Regions from separate parts of the Homo sapiens genome. Here region 2 is linked to region 1. A link is a contact called in ENCODE Hi-C or POLR2A ChIA-PET data. All regions are on one chromosome and are shown on one strand. The core of a region is the stretch at or near the end of the contact, and the rest is flanking DNA. Distances in the headings are between cores, read along the strand shown.

Region 1 (7,650 bases), core at 5,151-7,650:
GGCGAAGCAGCTCTATTTCTGGATTTTCTGGAGTAGCAGCTCCTAAGTGATGCTTTAAAAAACTATTATCAATGTTAAGAACTTACTTCTTAGACATGAATGAAACTAATGAAATAGCACAGAGTAGTATCAATATCCCTGACCAGAGTCACCCACTTTACCACCAATATCTACCCAGAGATCACCATCCAAAAACTCAAGTGAAACTAACTTTCTTGGCCAGGTGCGGTTGCTCACGCCTGTAATCCCAGCACTTTGGGAGGCTGAGGTGGGCACATCACGAGGTCAGGAGTTTGAGACCAACGTGATGAACATAGTGAAACCCCGTCTCTACTAAAAATAAAAAAAATTAGCTGGGTGTGATGGTGGGCACCTGTAATCCCAGCTACTTGGGAGACGTGAGGCAGGAGAATCGCTTGAAGCCAGGAGGCGGAGGTTGCAGTAAGCCAAGATTGCGCCACTGCATTCCCCACCAGGTGACAGTACAAGACTCCGTCTCAAAAAAAAAAAAAAAAAAGTAACTTTCTCAATATTCAGAAGTATTTTAAAGGTTATTATCTATCTAAAAAAATAAGAGTTTCAAAATAAAGCCTTTTTCTGACTTGAAAGGATACTCCAAAGCACTGTTAGGTTTCTCTGGTTCTTCATATAAGGCTACCAACACTGCAAATCAAAAAGCAGAAAAAGCAACAATTGACGTATTAAATTTGAATGGCTGAAATTATGTTCCATTACCCAGTAAATATTAGGTGCCAACTATACGCTGAGCACATTGCAAAGACTATACAATGCTGAACAAGACAGACAAGGTCCCTGTTCTCAACAAATTTACAGTCAAGCATAAAAGATATGCAAGGAACTAGACAGAGGGTATCAAGCAGGAATACTGGATAATGGGTTGCAGTAGCACACTGGAAGAACACCTAAGCAAACCTAGGACATCAGGGAAGGCTTCCTAAAGGAAGGCAAAGACCTGATACCTAGGGGTTGAGTGTTTCAGATAAAATGGGAAGGCCCAGGAGCAAGAAAACAATGTATTGAGGAACTGAAAATTCAAGTATGGCTGGAGATGTAATTTGGCAGGAAAGGAAGCTGGAAAGGTGGTCATGGCCAGATTAGGGAGAGTCATGCAAATTTGGTTGGCACATAATTAAACAGTTTAAAGGAAGGGAGTGACAGGATCCACTCTTAACTGCTATGTGGACCAGCTGGAGTGGGACAAGGATAAAGACAGGAAGAACAGTTAAAAGGCTGATGTGGTAATCCAGTTTAAAAAGACAGCAACCTGCAGTAGAGTGATGGGAGTGAGAGAACAGTGAGAAGAAAGAAATTCGAGAATTTAGGAAAGAATCAACAGGACTATGGTAATTACCGGAAGAAGCTCTGAATTCAAAAATGGTCTTAAAAATTAAGTTTGTTTTGCTAAATAACCACCAACCAAAAACTTTACCAGTAGTCAACATGCTCAAATCAACATTAAAATAAGATATACTTGAGTGGTTTCATATCTAATCACTCATATGAGCACTGCCTTGCTCTTCATCTATGGAACAAATTCCTCCTAGAATTTACTACTTAGATAAAAAACTCTAAATCAGTGGTTGGCCTTTTTGTGCATGGAACCCTTTGAAAAATCTAATAAAAGCAAAAAAAGTAAACACACACAAAAAAAATGTGGCTGGGCGCAGTGGCTCACACCTGTAATCCCAGCACTTTGGGAGGCCAAGGCGGGCAGATCACGAAGTCAGGAGATCAAGACCATCCTGGCTAACACAGTGAAACCCCGTCTCTACTAAAAAATACAAAAAATGAGCCAGGCGTGGTGGCGGGCGGCTGTAGTCCCAGCTACTCAGGAGGCTGAGGCAGGAGAATGGCGTCAACCCAGGAGGCGGAGCTTGCAGTGAGCCGAGATCGTGCCACTGCACTCCAGCCTGGGCGATGGAGCAAGACTCTGTCTCAAAAACAAAAAAACAAAACAAACAAACAAAAAAACAGTGATAGATATCTAGACCCCAAGTTAAGTCCTGTTGTAAACCAACTTACATACTTCCCTTTTGTTCTTTTAGAGTTTTAATAACTTACCAAAATAATATACAGTATGAAAAAATCACTATTTTTTGAGAAATTCATTTGGTTTTTTTTTTTTGTTTTTTTTTTTGAGATAGAGTTTTGCTCTTGTTGCCCAGGCTGGAGTGCAATGGCATAATCTTGGCTCACCACAACCCCCGCCTCCCAGGTTCAAGCGATTCTCCTGCCTCAGCCTCTCTAGTAGCTGGGATAACAGGCATGTGCCACCATGCCCGGCTAATTTTGTATTTTTAGTAGAGACGGGGTTTCTCTGTGTTGGTCAGGCTAGTCTCGAACTCCCAGCCTCAGGTGATCCACCCACCTCAGCCTCCCAAAGTTCTGGGATTACAGGTGTGAGCCACCACACCTGGCCAAATCCTCATTTTATAAGACATGAATATTAATACTCTACTCTCTCCTCCTCTTATTCCCCCACCCCATTTCTTTCAGCTTCTCATTTGTCACTGGTACTTGAAAGGTTGATAGTTGCAGAAGATACTGTAAATACAAAGTTTCCTGTGCTGTTCTATAGATGAAATGCACTTCCTTGTAATCAGACAAGAACTCTATACCCAATCATGCTCCCCTTTTTGCCTTCGCAGCCAGGATTTTTAGAGGTTGATATAGCGCTCAAAATAGCTAAAATGCTTCAGCTTCCAAATGATTTATCATCTTTAGCCATCCTTTCATAGTGTTTTAATGTTATAAACTATTTCAAATCATCTTGGAAATAAGCTGTAAAAATTTAGGCCAAAGTGGCTCATTCCTGAAATTCCAGCACTTTGAGAGGCCAAGACAGGAGGATTGCTTGAGCCCAGGAGTTTGAGATCAACCTGGGCAACACCCCAACTCTACAAAAAAAAAAAAAAATTGGCCAGGCATGATGGCTCACGCCTATAATCCCAGCACTTTGGTAGGCCGAGGCAGGCAGATCATGAGGTCAAGAGATTGAGACCATCCTGGCTAACATGGTGAAACCCCGTCTCTACTAAAAATACAAAAAAAATTAGCCGGGCATGGTGGCAGGCACCTGTAGTCCCAGCTACTTGGGAGGCTGAGGCAGGAGAATGGTGTGAACCCGGGAGGCGGAGCTTGCAGTGAGCAGAGATCGCACCACTGCACTCCAGCCTGGGTGACAGAGCAAGACTCCGTCTCAAAAAAAAAAAAAAAAAAAAATTAAAAATCAGCCGGACATGGTGGTGCGTGCCTGTAGTCTCAGCTACTTGGGTGCCTGAGGTGGGAGAATTGCTTGAACCTGGGAGATTAAGACTGCACTGAGACATGACTGCACCACTGCACTCCAGTCTGGGCGACAGAGACCTTGTCTCGAAAAAATATATATATGTAAATTAAATTTGTGAGGCTGGGCACAGTGGGTCACGCCTGTAACGTCAACACTTGGGGAAGCTAAGGCAGAAGGATCACTTGAGGCCAGGCATTCCTGGGTGACAGAGTGAGACTCTGTCTCAAAAAAAATAAAAAGTAAAAACAAATAGAGGCCGGGCGCGGTGGCTCACGCCTGTAATCCCAGCACTTTGGGAGGCCGAGGCGGGTGGATCATGAGGTCAGGAGATCGAGACCATCCTGGCTAACAAGGTGAAACCCCGTCTCTACTAAAAATACAAAAAATTAGCCGGGCGCGGTGGCGGGCGCCTGTAGTCCCAGCTACTCGGGAGGCTGAGGCAGGAGAATGGCGTGAACCCGGGAAGCGGAGCTTGCAGTGAGCCGAGATTGCGCCACTGCAGTCCGCAGTCCGGCCTGGGCGACAGAGCGAGACTCCGTCTCAAAAAAAAAAAAAAAAAAAAAAAAAAAAACAAATAGAATTGTGTAAAGCACCTATGTTTGGAGCTGAAAATCAAATTTTTAATAAATCACATCAATACTGTGTTGGCTGATGTTATTTAGGAGCCTGGAAATCTAAGGAGATTGAGAGGTTAAATTCTAGTGGAGGGCGGTGGCTCACACCTGTAATCCCAGCACTCTGCGGGGCTGAGGTGAGCGGATCACCTGAGGTAAGGAGTTCAAGACCAGCCTGGCCCATGTGGTGAAACCGCCTCTCTACTAAAAATACAAAAAATTAGCTAAGCATGGTGGCACATGCCTGTAATCCCAGCTACTTGGAAGGCTGAGGCAACACAATCGCTTGAACCCGGAGGTGGAGGTTGCAGTGAGCCGAGATCATGCCGCTGCACTCCAGCCTGGGCAACATCTTCTGTGTAGTCAGTTACCGCCTACAACTGTCATTTTTCTGCCTTTTACCATTCAGTCTTTCACTTGCTCCATCCAACCACTCTGGCCTCCTTAGACTTCCTGAAACTCTGTTTCTTTCAGGTTTCTGGTCAAAAATTACTTCTTAAGAAAGGCCTTCCCCCCATCACCCTATATAAAATGACACACACATCCCACCTGTCACTTTTTTTTTTTTTTTTTTTTGGAGACAGAGTGTCACTGTTGCCCAGTGGCACAATCACAACTCACTGCAGCCTTGACCTCCTGGGCTCAGGTGATTCTCTCACCTCAGCCTCCACAGTAGCTAGATTACAGGCACACACCATGCCCAGCAATTTTTTTTTTTTTTTAAGAGATGGGAGTTTTGCCATGTTGCCCAGGCTGGTCTTGAGCTCCTGGCCTCTAGCAGTCCACCCACCTCAGCCTCCCAAAGTGCTGAGATTACAGGCATGAGCCACGTGCCTGGCCTCACCTGTTACTCTTTATCCCTAACTTTGCTGTATTTTTATCTGTACCACTTACCACTAGCTGACACTACATATTTATTTATGTATTTCTCTCCCTCAACTAGGATATAAGCTTATGAGAGCCGAGACTTTTATCCTCCCCTGCTTATCTCCAGTGTGCAGAACAGACACCTGAGTAAAATTATTAAATGAAAGAAATGAACGTAAGGAGTTTTTAGACGGAATGACATTCAAAGCATCTGTGACACTTTCAGAGACAACATAGCACAGTACTTTCACAGAGTAGTCCCTTAAGACTTGCTGAAGTTTATTTGCAAAGAGGTAAACTATTATCTGAACCCCAAATAGGTAGCAATTCAAAATTACTAGCCTTCTTTCTTCTAAGACCCAGGAGTTATGCTCCTAGAATTTTCCTCTAAACTTTGCTTCTGTCCAAAGGGCAGTTACCAATTTATTTCCCACTTCCCAAACTTCCTAGTTTCATATGACCCAAGTCCTCATCCCTGCGAACAATTCCATTCTACACCCTTGAATATCCCAGTGAGTTGAGTGACACATAGCAGGCATTCAAATTAGTGCTAAGCCAATAAAGTAAACTGTACCCTACCCCTTGAAATCCTCCTGTTTCCAACACTTTACTCATCTACTTAACTTAGATCTTGAAGCCACGAATGAAGAGATACAGCGTTAACAGTAAGCTTTCATTTTAAAAAGTGAAAACAATGTAACCACCTTGATATGCCCTCGAGCTCTTTAAGCTGTAATTCTACTTTATGAAATATACACAAAATAAGAATTGACACAGACAGACTAAGGAATGGGGGCTGAAAAGCCACAGCCAAATTCGCTATGAATCTCCTACTTTGGGGATTAGGCTCACTCAGCTACTTCATAGCCCACTTGGAAATTCGGTCATTTTTCCAGTTGCTCTTTGTTGGAGGGAAACTTTCTTAACAAGATTCTGAGGACTCCATAAAAACCGTAAGGTGGGAGGAATTGGGATCTGAAGGTCCTTGGCAAACATGTCCACTGCGGCTGCTGGAGGCAAAGCAACGGAAGTTGAAGAGACTTTGCAACAGCTGCAAGAGTTTCACTCCCGGTGCGGAGAAGGGTAGCGGAGCTAGGCTACCCCACCCGGGCGGCGTCCAGCAGCCAGGTCCCTGCTGAACCCCGAGGCCCACCTCGCTGGACCCCGGACGGGCCCCATCTGTTTCCCCTCCTTCCCCACGCTACGGCCCGCTGGGGAACGGGGCAGCGCCGGGGAGCACGACGAGGGCACGAGGTACCCTCTCCTAGCCCAGGCTCACCCTTGGTCAGCGTGTCCAGCACCCCCGACTTCTCCAAGTACCTCCGGAACTGCTCACGCTTCGAGTCGGCGGCCTGAAGAGACACCGGGGGTCAGTGGCCAGAGCCCGGGAGCCGAGCAGGAAGAAGGCGCTGGGAGTCCGGCAACCCCGCCTCCGCCTCACTACCTCGGGGCCCTCCCGCCCAAACCTGCGCGCGCGACCCCACTCCCACCCAGAGCCGACCAGCGGCTTGCTACCGCCCGCATGCCCCCAGCCACGCCGCGCCCCCCTCACTTTGTAATGGGCCATAGTGACAGCGGCAGCGGCGTAGCTGGCGCCGGAGACCGCGACTGGCGGGTTGGGAGCAGCACTGCTCATGCGCGGAAGGGGGCGCGCGCCTGCGCACTTGCAAACCACCGGCCGGGATCGCCGAGGTGTGGCCTGTTTTCATGGCGACCAGGACGCTCTGCATCCCCAGTAGCAGGCTGAGCCGAGGGAGGCTGCGTATGCCCGCCCCTCTGGCTGTCGGAGCCGCACCTCTTCCTCTTCCGGCCCCCGTAGCAATTAGGTTTCTTTGCAGGAGGTGAGATTTTGGTACCTCTGTCCTGGCGTCCGGAGGCAGGGCCCGGGAGCATTGAGACTATTGCGAGAGAAAGGACCGCCGCACGGTGGTAGCGAGCGCATCTTTTTCATCTGGGACCTCGGAAACTGTGGTGACCCATAGGTGCTGGGCTTCTTGGCTCTCGTCCTGAGAAAGTGCTCACAGTGCTTTGCAGTAGCCGAGGAGGGTGTTTAGAATCATATATTTTGGCTTCAGCTTTTATCTTTGGAGTCTCCTTGAGTCGTGGCTGACTTGATGTGGGCCTCTGGAGGATGAGCAGTAACGAGCTTGCAGTAGCTTTTGAGCCAGGCACTGTAGAAAACACGGGTATTTTAAATTTTAATCCTTACAACACCCCTGTAGGGTGGGTATTGTTAATTAAGTGGAGTGGTTAGATGTCCAGTGAGTAGAGTCGAGTCCAATCCGGGCAATGAATCACGATGCTATGAACTGGTGAAGGAAAGCCACGGATCTTCTTAAGATTTTATTTACTAGGTAGCAACATGTGATTATACTCAAGACACATCAGGATGCCAGTCTAGAAGGAAACTTACGTGATTGTGTTCCAGGGGCAAACAGAATTAACCCAGTGTCCAAGGTGGAATTGTATAGATCAAGAACCATTTCCTAAGGCTGTGGTCTCTTCAAAGAGAAAACCTGATCAAACCATTTAGCCTCAATTCTGAACATGTGATTTTCCCAAAATCAGTTACATTCGAAAGGATATCATTTAAAAAAAAAAAAATCCTGATTTGACAACTCTATGTCTTTGAATTTAGAAGTGTTGCTTCACAATCTCGAATTAGAGCTGTTTTTCTCTTGCTTAAATGAGTTTGCAGTTGTCTGTCTTAACAGCTGGTCTTTAGAGCTGCCCCTATCTATTTTTTCTGTGCCCCACGACCACTAGGCTACTTCTCTGATAATATATATAATGTCTAAAAGCCAACCGCTGTTTAGATCTGAAGATCTGTGGGAACCCGCCTACCAATGAGATTGTTCG
Region 2 (7,650 bases), core at 2,343-4,842, 170 kb after region 1:
AAAAATTAGCCGGGCGTGGTCTGAGGCAGGAGAATCGCTTTAACCTGGGAGGAGGAGGTTGCAGTCAGTCAAGATGGCGCCACTGCACTCCAGCCTGGGTGACAGAGTGAGACTTTGTCTCAAAAAAAAAAAAGGAAAGAAGGAGAAGAAAGAAGGAGGAGGAGGAGGAGGAGGAGAGAAGGAGGAGAAAAGTAGTTGAGGCCCAAACACCAAGAGGGAGCAAAGATTGAAAAGATGAGATGAGCCATGAAAGCAAGTACAGGAGTTACTGATGGTACTGGGGAGCCCGTGTAGGTTTAGGATCTGAGCTTTTGGAAGATTGATTGGGTAGCCTTTGAGCCACCTGATAAGTGGAAAGAACAAGAGAGGCTGGATCTGTGTTTTCAGGAAGCATATGTTGGCCCAGCAATTGCTGGCTTGTAGTGAGGAGGCACACAACTGGCCTAGGACAGTGGTCATGAAAATGCAGAGGAGGTAAAGTCCCTGCACTCCTAGGGAGACTAGTCCTGATGTCAGTCTGGAGTCAGTCAGAATGGTGTCCTCTCCCTCCCTGCACTACCCAGCCCAGTCAGTGGGAGGACTTCCTCAATTCCAGTAGCCATTCAAGTCCCTGGAATTGGTGGCTGTCACTTGCAAACTATAGCCACTTGAGCAGAAATGGGCCAGGATTACTTATCTTTAATCTGCATATCATTGGGAGGCACTTACCTGCTAGCTCTGGCTAAAAACTAGAGCAACCCTGGCCTGCCGTAGCTCCTGCTGCCCAGACAACTCCTCCAATATGAAAGGGATGAGGGGAACTCAAAGTTACAATGTCCTACTTGGAGCAGTAAGTTCAGTAGACATATCACTTGCCTCATTAACATCAAGCATCCCAAAACCCAGTCTGGGTCAGTTTTGCCCAGAGTGGGGTTTGTAGAACACGGGTTCTCCTGGGATCCTATACCTAGCCCAGAATCAGTTGCAAAAGCCAGGCCATAGCGAATTGTCCTGCCAGCCAGATAGCAGAGAATCTGACGGCAGCAGGCAGAAGGAGCCGCTCCATTGCAGTAAGCCAAGATCGCGCCACTTGCCTCATTACATCAAGCATCCCAAAACCCAGTCTGGGTCAGTTTTGCCCAGAGTGAGGTTTGTAGAACACGGGTTCTCCTGGGATCTATACCTAGCCCAGAATCAGTTCCAAAAGCCACGCTTTTGGACTTTCTCTCTCTCTCTCTCTCTATATATATATGTGTGTGTGTGTGTGTGTGTGTGTGTGTGTGTATACACACACATACATACAATGTTGTATATATTGTATATGTGTGTGTGTGTATATATATATATATATATATTTTTTTTTTTTTTTTTTTTTGAGACAGAGTTTCACTCTTGTTGCACAAGCTGGAGTGCAATGGCACGATTTCGGCTCACTGCAACCTCCGCCTCCTGGGTTCAAGTGATTCTCCTGCCTCAGCCTCCTGAGTAGCTGGGAGTACAGGCGTGCACCACCGCGCCCGGCTAATTTTTGCATTTTTAGTAGAGATGGGGTTTCACCATGTTAGCCAGGATGGTCTCGATCTCCTGACCTCATGATCTGCCCACCTCGGCCTCCCAAAGTACTGGGATTACAGGCATGAGCCACCATACCCGGCCTTCATTTTTATATTTTTAGTAGAGACAGGATTTCACCATGTTGGCCAGGCTGGTCTCGAACTTCTGACCTCAGGTGATCTGCCCACTTCAGCAGCCTCCCAAGTGCTGGAATTACAGGCGTGAGCCACCGCCTGGCCAATTTTTTGTATTTTTAGTAGAGACAGGGTTTCACCATGTTGGCCAGGCGGGTCTTGAACTCCTGATCTCAGATGATTAATCCACCTCAGCCTCCCAAAATGCTGAAATTACAGTGAGCCACCATGCCCAGCCTCTGAGTCAAAGTTTCTTTAATTGCAAAGTAGAGATCATTGTTTTTTTTTTGCTTTTTTTGTTTTGAGATGGAGTCTCGCTGTGTCACCCAGGCTGGAGTGCAGTGGTGTGATCTCAGCTCACTGCAACCTCCACCTCCCAGGTTCAAGTGATTCTCCTGCCTCAGCCTCCCGAGTAGCTGGGACTACAGATGTGCGCCACCATGCCCGGCTAATTTTTTGTATTTTTAGTAGAGATGGGGTTTCACCGTGTTAGCCAGGATGGTCTCGATCTCTTGACCTCGTGATCTGCCCGCCTAGGCCTCCCAAAGTGCTGGGATTACAGGCACAAGCCACCGTGCCCAGCCTGAGATCATTCTTACTTCACAGGATTTCCCTGATAATTAAGTGAACACACACACACACAGCATCTAACACAAAATACTTTGTACACAGTAGATACTAGACAAAAGATAACCATGGCTACTGCTGTTTCTTTTTTCTCCTCCTCCTGCCTACCCTTCCCCCTCATCCTTTTATCTATGGCCAAGCCCTCCTGAAGGGTCTCTTTGAATCGCGTTACCTCCTAGTTTGACACCAGTGCTCTTATTTCCCTGTGGCATTGGAGGGCTAGTCACATGGCACTGTGGCCAAGGAGAAGGATGATGTTCCAGGCCAAACACATCTGCAAATGTGTTGAGCTGGTGTCCTTGATGACAAATCAAATTGTTTTGTGTTTGGTTCCCCAGAGGCCTGAGTACCTCAGAGAAGCCAAGGTTCCTGCAGGAACCTCGTGCCTGCTGTCCACGTTGGGCTTCATTTTATCAAAATACAGCAAAGAGCTCATCATTTCTCAGCTCCTGTCGGAAGCAACAGTGGCTGTTCCTGGACACAGAGCTGCAGACAAGGAGTGGTGAGGATTCAGGCAAGAGAAGATGGGCAGCTTCCCCTTCATGCTTCCCTCTCAGGAAGAAGCCAGGGTGCCTGGGATCAAAGAGGCTAGGAGGCTGGTGAGGCCTCCTGTCCCTGAAAGCGGTCAGTGAACCCAAAAGTTGAAAAGCCTCTGCTTTGAGAGTGGTTCTGCTGCCCTACTGGTGCTGACAGTTTTAGAAACTGACATGGCAGAGCTGACCAGGCAGACTATATTTTTAGGACTCTGCTGGGGCCTATTGAAACGTCCACATTACTCAGATCACCAATCTGGCTGGAGCTACCAACACAGCATTCTTTGCTGTTTTAGAATACAAAGCTACCTCCCCTCGGGGCTTCACTTTGCAGCCACTGAGAATCCAAGGCTTCGCTAAATTACACGTTTCCATGGTCCCACTGGCTTGCTTTGCAGGGCTTCCACAAGAATGGGCTGGGAGCGTAACTGAGTAACTGAGTCATGATTAGGGGTTAATTAAGAGGAGAAATGGGCTAGCTGTTTCCTAAGATAAGGGAGGGGAAGTTTTTTTAAAAACTGTAACTGCTCAGAACAGTATGTGCTAAGGCAGACTTTCTGTGCTGGGAGACAGAACACTTCTGCAGTGATGTAGCAGAATCCTTAAAGGATCCTGCCAATGACTCTTTTTTTCTGGTGTCACATCCAATCTTTGCTGCAGCCAACACTTCCTGGAGATGAAACACAACTTCAATACAGAGATAGCAAGTTCACACTCTGGCAGTCATGCAAGGATGAGTGATGCGGGCCTTTTCTAAGTGAGTATGAACGGGTGGGACCTACGGTAAATTCAATGCAGTATAATCCGTCTACGGGGCAGTGGGCACCCAGCAACAGCCAACTGTTACCAAATCAAAGTGCAGGCCCAGGATGACTCATCTTCCAGCATTTCATGAGCAACCAGAAGTCTACATTTCTTTGAGAAAAAAAATTTTTTTGAGACGAGGTCTTACTCTGTTGCCCAGGCTGGAGTGTGTAGCTTCTACCTCCCGGGGCTTAGGTGATTCTCCCACCTCAAGTCTCCCAAGTAGCTGAGACTGCAGGCATGTGCCACCACGCTGGCTAATTTTTTTTTTTTTTTTGAGTCGGAGTCTCGCTCTGTCCCCCAGGCTGGAGCGCAGTGGCGCGATCTCGGCTAACTGCGAGCTCCGCCTCCCGGGGTTCGTGCCATTCTCCTGCTTCAGCCTCCCAAGTAGCTGGGACTACAGGCGCCCGCCACCACGCCCGGCTAATTTTTTTGTATTTTGTAGTAGAAACGGGGTTTCACCATGTTAGCCAGGATGGTCTCGATCTCCTGACCTCGTGATCCTCCCGCCTCGGCCTCCCAAAGTGCTGGGATTACAGGCGTGAGCCACCGCTCCCGCCCCATGCCAGCTAATTTTTTTGTAGAGACAGGGCTTCGCCATGTTGTCCAGGCTGGTCTCCAACCCCTAGGCTCCCCGCCTTGCCCTCCCAAAATGTGGAGATTACAGGTGTGAGCCACAATGCCTGGCCATTTTGAGGAATTTTTAAACACTGGCTTTAATTTTTCAAAGTATCTGGAGCAACTTCTGCTTCTGAGAGATAGAGTAGATATTCTTTTCCCCAGTCCTCCTGCTAAGTACAGCTAAAAACCCCAAAAACACTCTATATTATACAAAATGAACATAAGATGACTCTGAACAAGAAGAAAGCAGATTGGTTAGGGACCTCCAGATCCAAGGAATGACTCAGCAGTGACCTCCCTAAGTTTTCTTTTTGCCTCATATATGTCAGAATGGGTACTGGAGAAGCCAGCAACCCAAAACTGCCAACGATTGCAGACAAAAGCCCCAAGAAAAGCTTGTCTTTTTTTTTTTTTTTTTTTTGAAAGAGTGTCTTGCTCTATCGCCCAGGCTGGAGTGCAGTGGTGCAATCATGGCTCACTGCAGCCTTGATCTCCCAGGCTTAAGCTGCTTAGACTACAGATCTGCGCCACCATGCCTGACTAATCAATACAGTTGTTTTTTTTTTTTGAAACGGAGTTTCACTCTTGTTGCCCAGGCTGGAGTGCACTGGCGCGATCTCAGCTCACTGCTGCAACCTCTGCCTCCTGGGCTCAAGCAGTTCTCCTGCCTCACCTCCTGAGTAGCTGGGATTACAGGCATGCACCATCACGCCCTGCTATTTTTTGTATTTTTAGAAGTAGAGATGGGGTTTCACCATGTTGGTCAGGCTGGTCTCAAACTCCTGATCTCAGGTGATCCGCCCGACTCGGCCTCCCAAAGTGCTGGGATTACAGGCATGAGCCATCGTGCCCGGCCTTTTTGTTTTTTTTGTTTGTTTGTTTGTTATGTTTTTTTGTAGAGATGGGGGTCTCACTGTTTCCCAGGCTGATCTCAAATTCCTGGGCTCAAGCAATCCTCTGGCCTCAGCCTCCCAAAGTGCTGGAATTATAAGCGTGAACCATGGTGTCCTGCAAGTCTGCTTTCTGAGTCAAAGGACAAGAAAATAAACAGCCTAGAAAGACAGACAGCCTTGATTTTTTTATTTTTAGTTTTCATTTGGTTTGATTTTTCTTGAGACAGAGTCTCACTCTGTCGCCCAGGCTGGAGTGCAGTGGCACGATCTCGACTCACTGCAACCTCTGCCTCTCGGGTTCAAGCAGTTCTCCTGCCTGCCTCAGCCTTTCGTTCGGCCTCAAATGATCCGCCTGCCTCAGCCTCCCAGAGTGCTGGGATTACAGCCATGAGCCACTGCATCCAGCCGACAGACAGCCTTTAGACTATAGCCCCTCTACTCCAGCCCCACCCTCACCCCCATCAGCAAAGGCCAAGTGGAAAGCCTAGATCTCCAAACCTTGTTAGGCTGTAATGAAGTACTCCTTCCCTTCCCCACCAGGGTGATGTAGAAGAGGCCTAGTTATCCACTCAGGCCTTTCATCCATAATCAAGGCCACCTCTCCCAACAATGTCGGTGGAGGCCCACTCCCTCTCCCAGCCGGTGTGGTATCAGTGAATGCCTAATAGAGAAACTGGACTCCCACCCCTGCCCAGCAGTAAGAAGGAGCCCTGCCAACACCGGTGTCAATGGAGGCCAAGTGGAAAACCTGGACTTCCACACCCTCCTGGTAAAAATAAGGTAGCATCCGCACTTTCCCCACAGAAGCAATGTTAGAGGAGGCCTGCTGAAACACAAGCTATAAAGTAAGATCCAGAGGCTGGGCGCAGTGGCTCATGCCTGTAATCCCTGCACTTTGGGAGGCTGAGGTGGGAGGATTGCTTAAGCCCAGGAGTTCAAGACCAGCTTGGGCAACATACGGAGACCTTGCTGCTACAAAAAAACAAAAAACAAAAAAATTAGCTGGGCATGCTGATGCCTGCCTGTGGTCCTAGCTACTTGGGAGGCTGAGATGGGAGGATTGCTTGAGGCCAGAAGGTTGAGGCTGCAGTGAGTCATGACCCCACTGCACTCCAGCCTGAGTGACAAGGTGAGACCCTATCCCAAAACATTAAATAAGATCCAGAGTCTTATAACATGATGTGCAAAATGTCCAGGTCTTAAAGTCATTTGAACCGGAACCAGAAAATTTTGAATAAGAAAGGATAATCTATATACACTAACACCAAAATGACACAGATATTAGAATTATCTGAAAAAGATTTTGAAGTAGCCATCATAAAAATGCTTCAATGTATATAACGTGTTCAAATACAAACATACTTGGAACAAATGAAAAAATGGAAAGTCTGGAAAATATAATGTCTCAACAGATCGATACATAAAGAAGAACCAAATGGAAATTTTAGGAATAAAAAATACAATGATTGAAATTTAAAACTCAATGAATAAGCTCAGCAACAGAATGGAGAGGACAGAGGAAAGAATGAGTTTGAAGACAGAAAACTACAAATTATCCAATCTGAACACTAGGGAAAAAAAATAGAATGGAAAAAAAAAAAAACAGAGCCTCAGGGCCATGTGAGACAATAACATAAGATCTAACATTCATGTCATTGGAGTCACAGAAGGAGAAGAAATATTAAAAGAACAAATAGCCGAAATTTGCCCAAATTTTGCAAAAGACAAACTGACAGATTCACATAGCTGAGCAAACCTCAAACAGGATATGCCCATGAGAAAACACATCATAAACTTCTCAACATATACTTTTTTTTTTTTTTTTTTTTTGAGATGGAGTCTCCCTCTGCTGTCCAGGCTGGAGCACAGTGGCACAATCTCAGTTCGCTGCAACCTCCGCCTCCTGGGTTCAAGCGATTCTCTTGCCTCAGCCTCCCAAGTAGCTGGGACTATAGACGTGTACCACCATGCCTGGCTAATTTTTTGTATTTTTAGTAGAGATGGGGTTTCACCATGTTGGCCAGGCTGGTCTCGAAATCCTGACCTCAGGTGATCTGTCCGCCTCAGACTCCCAAAGTGTTGGGATTACAGGTGTGAGCCACCCGCACCCAGCCACAAATTCTTGAAAGCAGCCAGAGAGAAATGATACATTACCTATAGGGGGAAAACAATTCAAATGATGCTGAATTTCTCGTAAGGCACCATGGAGGCCAGGAGGAAGTGGAACAACATTTTTTTTTTTAGACAAGAGTCTTACTCTTTCACCCAGGGTGGAGTGCAGTGGCGCGATCTTGGCTCACTGCAACCTCCGCCTCCCAGGTTCAAGCAATTCTTCTGCCTCAGCCTCCCAAGTAGCTGGGGCTACAGGCGCGCCACCATGCCTGGCTAATTTTTGTATTTTTAGTAAAGACAGGAGTTTCACCATATTGGCCAGGTTGGTCTCGAACTCATGACCTCGTTATCTGCCCACCTCGGCCTCCCAAAGTGCTGGGATTACAGGCCTGA

The links. A loop is a pair of places that touch in the nucleus more often than their neighbours do. ChIA-PET counts read pairs that join two places held with the same protein, here RNA polymerase II (POLR2A). Pooled maps may share reads with other maps.
Region 2: a loop to region 1 is called in a map with no recorded cell type, with 3 times the contacts of the local background. The contact joins the enhancer-like site here to the promoter of MYCBP in region 1. A Hi-C loop is called at or near these places in 1 of 37 single-sample maps with no recorded cell type and 6 of 50 pooled maps. POLR2A ChIA-PET finds 5 or more read pairs at or near these places in 8 of 52 experiments (IMR-90, Panc1, T-cell and 5 more).

The regions. Positions count from the first base shown.
Region 1 is chr1:38,866,948-38,874,597 of GRCh38, forward strand. MYCBP (MYC binding protein) reads right to left here and starts at 6,401. Exons shown (of 5, transcript NM_012333.5): 1 at 6,344-6,401; 2 at 6,071-6,143; 3 at 615-663; 4 at 1-62. The coding sequence starts at 6,358. It overlaps GJA9 (gap junction protein alpha 9), which reads right to left. Exons shown (of 2, transcript NM_030772.5): 2 at 7,122-7,650. The coding sequence ends at 7,604. All of the region lies in intron 1 of RRAGC-DT (RRAGC divergent transcript), which reads left to right. GJA9-MYCBP (GJA9-MYCBP readthrough) reads right to left here. Exons shown (of 3, transcript NR_037637.1): 2 at 1-52. RefSeq lists an enhancer at 5,435-5,957.
Region 2 is chr1:39,044,404-39,052,053 of GRCh38, forward strand. It overlaps LOC124904088 (a long non-coding RNA gene), which reads left to right. Exons shown (of 3, transcript XR_007065970.1): 2 at 2,633-3,584. Among named protein-coding and RNA genes, the nearest start is that of NDUFS5, 22 kb to the left of the region's middle. RefSeq lists an enhancer at 7,559-7,650. Within about 2 kb of position 3,593, at least 10 of the 41 ENCODE cell types and tissues checked have a DNase peak (open chromatin) inside an H3K27ac peak, as active enhancers do; they include endothelial cell of umbilical vein, where a contact is called at or near this core.